2 separate regions of the Homo sapiens genome follow, and region 2 is linked to region 1. A link is a contact called in ENCODE Hi-C or POLR2A ChIA-PET data. All regions are on one chromosome and are shown on one strand. Each heading gives the region's core, a stretch centred on a gene start or an enhancer-like site at or near the end of the contact. The rest is flanking DNA. Distances are from core to core; before and after follow the strand shown. Region 1 holds the start of EHD1 (EH domain containing 1). Region 2 holds the start of CDC42EP2 (CDC42 effector protein 2).

Region 1 (3,059 bases), core at 489-2,988:
CGGGCTGAAATGCCTGGAAGTGAACAGACCCTGCTGAAGGTCAGCTCTGTGCCTGGAGTAGGCCTGGCCACCAGCTTGGCTCTAGGGCAAGCTGCCCTGCACAGCTGGATGGCGTCTGGAAAGGAATGTGACCGTGCAGGGCGGGGACCTGGAAGGCAGGATTCAAAGATTCCTTCAGAGGCTCTTCGCTGGTGCAGAATTATGAAAGGCATGTGGAGTCCGTGAACGTGGGGTGGCAGGGAGGACAGGGTCTGTGAAGTACTTTGGTATGTCGCCTGGGGGTTGGGACGGGCATGTCTCGAGTTTCTCTGGAGAAAAGTGAGCTTGGGCATTGCACTCCTTGAGGGGCGGGAGCACTGTGTTTCATTCACAGCACTGAGACAGGCAGAGTCCTGGAGCTCACTCTCCTCGCGTGCAGAGGCCACTTAACTGGAAAAGTGAGGTCCAAGTGGGTGAAGGAACCTCAGATTCTGTCCCTCAGTGCACAGAAGGGCTTAGGGCCAGAATCTCATTGCAGGGCTCCCACTGCCACCACCTCATCCTGCTTCCTGAAACCCCTCAGGGCAGCACTGACCTCTTGAGAGCTGCCATTGGGAGAAGTGTTCGAACCTCAACTGTCCCCTGCCTCCAAGGGGCTGCCCCAAAGTCAGCAAGCCACAGCCGATCCTCCTCCTCCCTCCTACACAAAACCACCGTCCCAGGGGAGGCAGAGCAGACCCACACCGCACCAGAGAAGGGAATGGCTAAAAGTTTCATTGTGTTTTGCTATTGACACTTAAGAAGACAGGGAGGGGAGGGTTGATTTCCGTGAATTAGGTGCATCCAGCCTGCGGGACGGAGGTGGAGACCAAGAAAAGGAGCGCAGGAATGGCTCAGCTTCCTACTGCGGCCCTGCTGCTGAGGGGAGTGGGGCTGGGATCTGCAGGAGGGCTTGGTGGTTACCCTGGAAGATTCTGGGGAGGACAGAAGCTGGGGGAGCCGACAACGCCCACTCTTAGACCCCCAGTGGGTTTACTCTGGGAAGGGGCAGGGCCCTTGGACCAGGGAGTGGTCACTGAGGGTCTCACTGGGGCCTCGGAGACAAAGGACGGCGGGGCGACAGCCACGGGAGGGTCAGGCTCCGAGTGAGGGGTGTGCCCCGGACGCGCCCCCCGCCCCCTGGAGTGATGGGTGGGTACCTGTTGAGGAAAGCGTTGCCAAACGCGTTGAGCTTGCGGAAGGGGCGCCGCGGGTCCACCACGAGCGCGTTGCCCGGCACCACGCCCTCAGTGGGGCCGTGCATGACGGCGATGAAGGAGTCGGTGGTGGGCTCGGGCCCGATGCGCATCCCCGGGAAGTCCTGCTCGATCAGGTGTCGGATGAAGGTGGTCTTGCCCGTGCTGTACTGCCCCACGAGGAGCACCATAGGCTTGTTGTCGAAGTCAGCGTCCTCCAGCGCGGGCGAGTGGAACTCGTGGAAGCGGTAGTGCTCCTCCAGGGGTAGCAGCTTCTGCGCGTACAGCTGCCGCAGCCCCTCAGCCACCGTCTGGAAGAGCTCCGGCTCCTTCTTGCGGCGGGCATCCTTGCTGACCCAGCTGAACATACTGCCGGACACGGGGCTGGCTGCTGCGGGGCAGAGCGGCGGCTGAGAGCGGGGCGAGGGTGCGGAGCCGAGGCGGGGCCGGCCGGGGCAGGGAATCGGGAGCGACCCACACTGCGCAGGCGCACAGCCCAGCCCGTCGAAGCGCCCTCTGCCGAATGCTGCGCACCCCTCGCGGAGCGGCCTTTATAGGGTCGGTCCCTCAGTGGCGGCTAGCGCCGCCGCGGCGGGGGCAGGGCGGAATTGGGGGCGGTAGGGAGGAGCCCCTCCCAGCCCCGCCCCTCCGACTGGTGCCACGTCTTCCCCTACCCCGCCCCCATTGGCTGATTCCAAATCTCGCGAGGCTGTGGTCCGGGTGCCGTGGCAACCGCACCTGTTTCGCCCCGCCCCTCGTAGGGAGGCTCGCGAAAGTGCTGCGGTTAGGAAGGCGAGGAGCGGGCGTTCGGCGGAGACGGCCTCTGGGCCGCGCGCCTTCCGGCACCGTGGCCCCCCCACACCCCCGCGGGATGGCTCCACGAGACACCCAGTCAGGCACCCTGGTTCCCTGACTACGCGCCGCGCCCGCCGTTCGCCACGTGCGGTCCTCCAGCTGGCTCGGAATCCCCGGAAGCATCGGAGTACCCCCAGGCGGCGGCACCTCCTCCTCTCAGCCCAGCTTCCCAGACACACACTGTCTTTGTCCCCTCATCTTTTATCTGCTTTGGGAGAGGGAGAGACAGGAAAGTGGTAGCAGAGCAAGCTGAGGGAGTAGAGAATCCGGGGCGGGCTGGTGACTGGGGAAAGAAAAATGGGCAGCGAGAGGCCTGACCTCCCCTCAGGCCGACGGGGTGGGAATGGGAGAGGGACGCAAGCGAGGGAGGACATGGGTGACACCGGACTCGCGCGGGAGAAGAGAAGGCTTCCCCACAAAGGCTATAGCTGGGGCAAGGCAGGGAGGGCATGAGGAGGAAGTTGAGGCTCTCTGGCCACTTGCGTATTGGGAAGTGAAATCGGAAATTCCCTATGTGGGGAAGAGGGGAAGTGTGGGGGCAACAATGAAATCTTGTGGGAATTTAGGGGGAAGTTTAAAAACCCAAATACTTCCACTTTCCTCTCGGGGTCACCACCATTTACCATCATTTACTGGGATCTGTGCCCTACCTCCCCTTACCAGTTCCTGGCTGTTCCATGGGGCTCACTCCCCCGCCATCCTCCCCGGCCACACACAGACCCCTTTGGCTGTCCAGGCTGGTGAGAATCTTCAGTGGGTGATGTCAGAGCTTTGGGGACTGATTGTTATGTAACCAGTATCAAGACACCAACCTGTGGTAGCAGGACCCTGGGGGCTCTTAAAGAGATCTGAATTGAACCTGCGACTTTGAAAGCCTCAGGTCCAACTTCCTCGCTTCTGGGAGATGTGGAAGCCTGGAGGGCTAGGGGCCTGTATCAGGGGATAACTTGGGCTGGTAGGCTAAGAGGAAGAGGCAGGAACTCAAATCTG
Region 2 (3,253 bases), core at 372-2,871, 440 kb after region 1:
CACAGCTCACTGCAGCCTTAACCTCCCAGGTTCAAGCAATTCTCCTACCTAAGCCTCCAGAGTACCTGGGACTACAGGCTTGAGCCACCATGTCCGGCTAATTTATTTGTTGTAGAAACAGGGTCTCACTATGTTGCTCAGGCTGGTGTCAGTGTCAAACTCCTGGACCCAAGCAATCCTCCCACCTTGGCCTCCCAAAGTGCTGGGATTATAGGCATGAGCCACAGCACCTGGCTAGATGTGAACATATTTAGGGGGGCTGTTATTTTACCTACCATGATCCCCTTCTTCCCATCCGGACCTCCCAGCTTGTCTGGCATCTTCCCCCACCCCCAGCATCCTGCCTCCCCCACTGAGGTCTTCCCGGCTCTGCCTCCCTAAAAGCCCTTCCCACACTGACAGCATTGAAGCCAACCATCCTGGTCACACTGAGCTGGCATAGCTGTCATCCTCTAGAAAGTGAGGTCTGTCCACCCCGTCACTACCCACCACTTCCTCTGCCCCACTCTTCTTAGCACTTACCCACCTGGAAGGGTATCATGATGTACCTGGGAACTTGGATTTCCCCCATTTCCCTTCTCTGGGCTGCAGGTCCCAATCCAGAGGCTGAATCCCCAGGGACAAGAACAGCGCTAGGCACTTGGTAGATACTCAACAAATCTCTCTTGAGTCACTGAGAGGTGCAGTTTCCTTCAGTCTGTCTCCAGCACCCTGTGCGGTGCCTGCCCTTCAAAACATGTTTCTGGGCCGGGCGCGGTGGCTCACGCCTGTAATTGCAGCACTTCGGGAGGCCGAGGCGGGCAGATCACTTGAGGTCGGGAATTCGAGACCAGCCTGGCCAACATGGAGAAACTCCGTCTCTACTAAGAATACAAAAATTAGCCAGGTGTGCTGGCACATGCCTGTAATCCCAGCTACTCGGGAGGCTGAGGCAGGAGAATCTCTTGAACCCAGGAGACGGAGGTTGCGGTGAGCAGTCTGGGCAACAAGAGCGAAACTCTGTCTCAAAAAAAAAAAAAGTTTCTGGCCCTGTAGGAATGACTGACTGACTGACTGAAAGAATGAATGGACCAGGAACTAGTCTGAATATGAGCCCCACCTTCACTCTGGAAGCCTGACAGCAAAGACGGGGGTCCAGGCCACGCGGCCTCTGCCTTCCCATACTGTCTTTTCTAGTGGGAGGTAAACTGATCAACTAGCTTGTAAGTTTGTAGTATTCTAACGTAGGCGCTTCCAAGGAAGTCGCTGAATATACTTGTGCCGGCGCTTCCCCGACGCAGCCCTGCAGGGAAGGATCCGGTCCAAGGTCTCTCTGCGATTTCTGAAGAATTCGGTCTTCCCGGAGCCTCTCCCCCGGCTCTTCTAGAACCGAAGGTTTTAGTTCCCATGGGCACAGCCGGAGGCCGCCTGCGCCACCCGGCCCTCAGCCGCCAGAACCAGGACAGGACTCCAGGGCGCGCGCGACCGCTGGACCCGGGAGCGGCACCTCCCACGCCGGGAGCCCCGGGCGGTGCCCGGAGTGGGGCGGGGCCTGGGCGGGGATGGGGAGGGGCTTGGCTGGCGCGGCCCCGGCATTGGCTCCGCGGGCCGGGGCGGGGCTGCGGGGTCCGCGGTGCACTCTGTAAGTTCACCGCCGGTCGGGTCCGGCCGCCGCGCTGTCCAGCTCCTGAGACCTTGCTGTCCGCCGGTCTGCCGTCTGCGCGCCTCACGGTGAGTTCGGGCTGGGATTTTCGCAGCTTCGCGGGGGTCCCCCGAGAGGCCCATCTCTGTGGCGCCCCGCCCCAGCTCGCGCCCTGGCTCTGCCTCTCACCTCACTCAGTTCCTTTCGAGGGCTCCTAGGGCTCCATGGGGCTTCCCACCCGCATCTGGGTTCCCGCAGCCTCGCCCGTGCCCGCCACGGTCCGTGGGGGCGCAACGCATCCCGACCCCGAATTCCCCGTTCTGCCCTCCATTTTGTGTCCGGGCCCCCGCCCCCCTCCCGAGACCCAGGGGTGCCCCGCCGCCCAGCATCCCCACCGGGGCTGGGGGCCGTATTTTTAGCCGATAGTGAGTTGTTCTCCTATCTTTAGCTGCGGCCGCGAATGTCCTGAAACGGATCCGGGCTGGGCTGGGCTCCGCCCGGGTAGGAGTGGGGAGGGGTCGGCGCAGGAACCCGAGCCGGAGCTAAGGAGCCGGACCCGTGGGAGGGGCGGGGGCCCGCACGCCCGAGCTCTGGCCCTGTGCCGAGCGGACACTAGGACATCGCCCAGGCCGGAAAGCACAGGGGGGAGGCTCCTCCCAGAGCTTGGAGACTAGGGCAGGGTCCCCAATCGCCCCCTTTTTCCCCGATTGTGGGACCAGAAACCCCGAAGCAAAAAGATCTCGCAGGTAATCCCCATCTGGTACTTGAACGCGCAGCTCCTTGGGGACCGCCTGCCTGGAGCCCGGGGGAGGGGCGCTGGAGACCCCGGTGCGCTCTCGGAGTCCTCCGGGACACGAGGCGATCAAGGGAGCACGCGCGCCACCTGGCGGCCGCGGAGCCGGGCACCTCTCCGGAGGCACCGGGACCCCGGGAGACCCAGCGGCCGCTAGAGGGTCTCTGCATCCTCGAGGTCTAGGAGGGCGGGAGGAGGTGGACGCCTGGGGTCAGGAGCCCTTCGTTTTTGCTATTGTTCAAAGCACTGGCCCCGGAGAATCGAAGTGCTTGAGGAAGGAAGGCCTTGTAGATATTTGCTGAATGAATGATAAAACCTACAGTGACCCGCTGAACCCCGCTATTGTACATTGGCGCTCTCACCTGCAATATTGCAGTGGGATCTCCAGTGGCCCTTTAGTGGTGGCTTCGTTGTCAGCCCATTTTATAGATGGGAAAGGTGAGACCCAGAGAGGAGAGGCGTCTTGCTGAAGGTTACTGAGGAAGTCCCAGGTGGAGCTGGATTTAAGGACAGTCTCCTGATTTAGGAGAAGAGGGGGTGTGAGGTGGCCTAATATTCTTCATGATAGGAGGATCCCTGCCTGCCGGAAGTCATTTTCTCATTGGGAGGTCCAGGGCTCCTGTCCAGGGCAATCACAGAGAGCTAGGATGCTCCTATCTGCTCCCCGACTGCTGCAGGGAGCTCCCCTCCCAGCTCCCCACAGCCCTGTCCTGATGGAGACCTCATTCTCATATCTCTGGACACATGAAAGTTGGGCAGACGGGGGCAGCCAAAGGTCAGGATGTAGATGGAGGAGATCTGGGGACCCACTGTTCCCAGCCTAGCTGTGAGCCCCTTTC

The links. Hi-C counts contacts between places; a loop is a spot of excess contacts on that map. ChIA-PET counts read pairs that join two places held with the same protein, here RNA polymerase II (POLR2A). Pooled maps may share reads with other maps.
Region 2: a pooled map shows a loop between it and region 1 (3-fold over the local background). The contact joins the promoter of CDC42EP2 here to the promoter of EHD1 in region 1. A Hi-C loop is called at or near these places in 2 of 50 pooled maps. POLR2A ChIA-PET finds 5 or more read pairs at or near these places in 3 of 52 experiments (A673, AG04450 and HepG2).

The regions. Positions count from the first base shown.
Region 1 is chr11:64,876,883-64,879,941 of GRCh38, forward strand. EHD1 (EH domain containing 1) reads right to left here and starts at 1,739. Exons shown (of 5, transcript NM_006795.4): 1 at 1,179-1,739. The coding sequence starts at 1,582. MIR10392 (microRNA 10392) reads right to left here and starts at 1,727; the gene lies at 1,641-1,727. RefSeq lists enhancers at 1-652, 316-415 and silencers at 576-645, 1,496-1,545, 1,566-2,125.
Region 2 is chr11:65,313,245-65,316,497 of GRCh38, forward strand. It overlaps CDC42EP2 (CDC42 effector protein 2), which reads left to right and starts at 1,622. Exons shown (of 2, transcript NM_006779.4): 1 at 1,622-1,710. It overlaps LOC105369344 (a long non-coding RNA gene), which reads right to left and starts at 1,445. Exons shown (of 3, transcript XR_007062727.1): 1 at 527-1,445. RefSeq lists silencers at 1,280-1,659, 2,120-2,249, 2,420-2,579.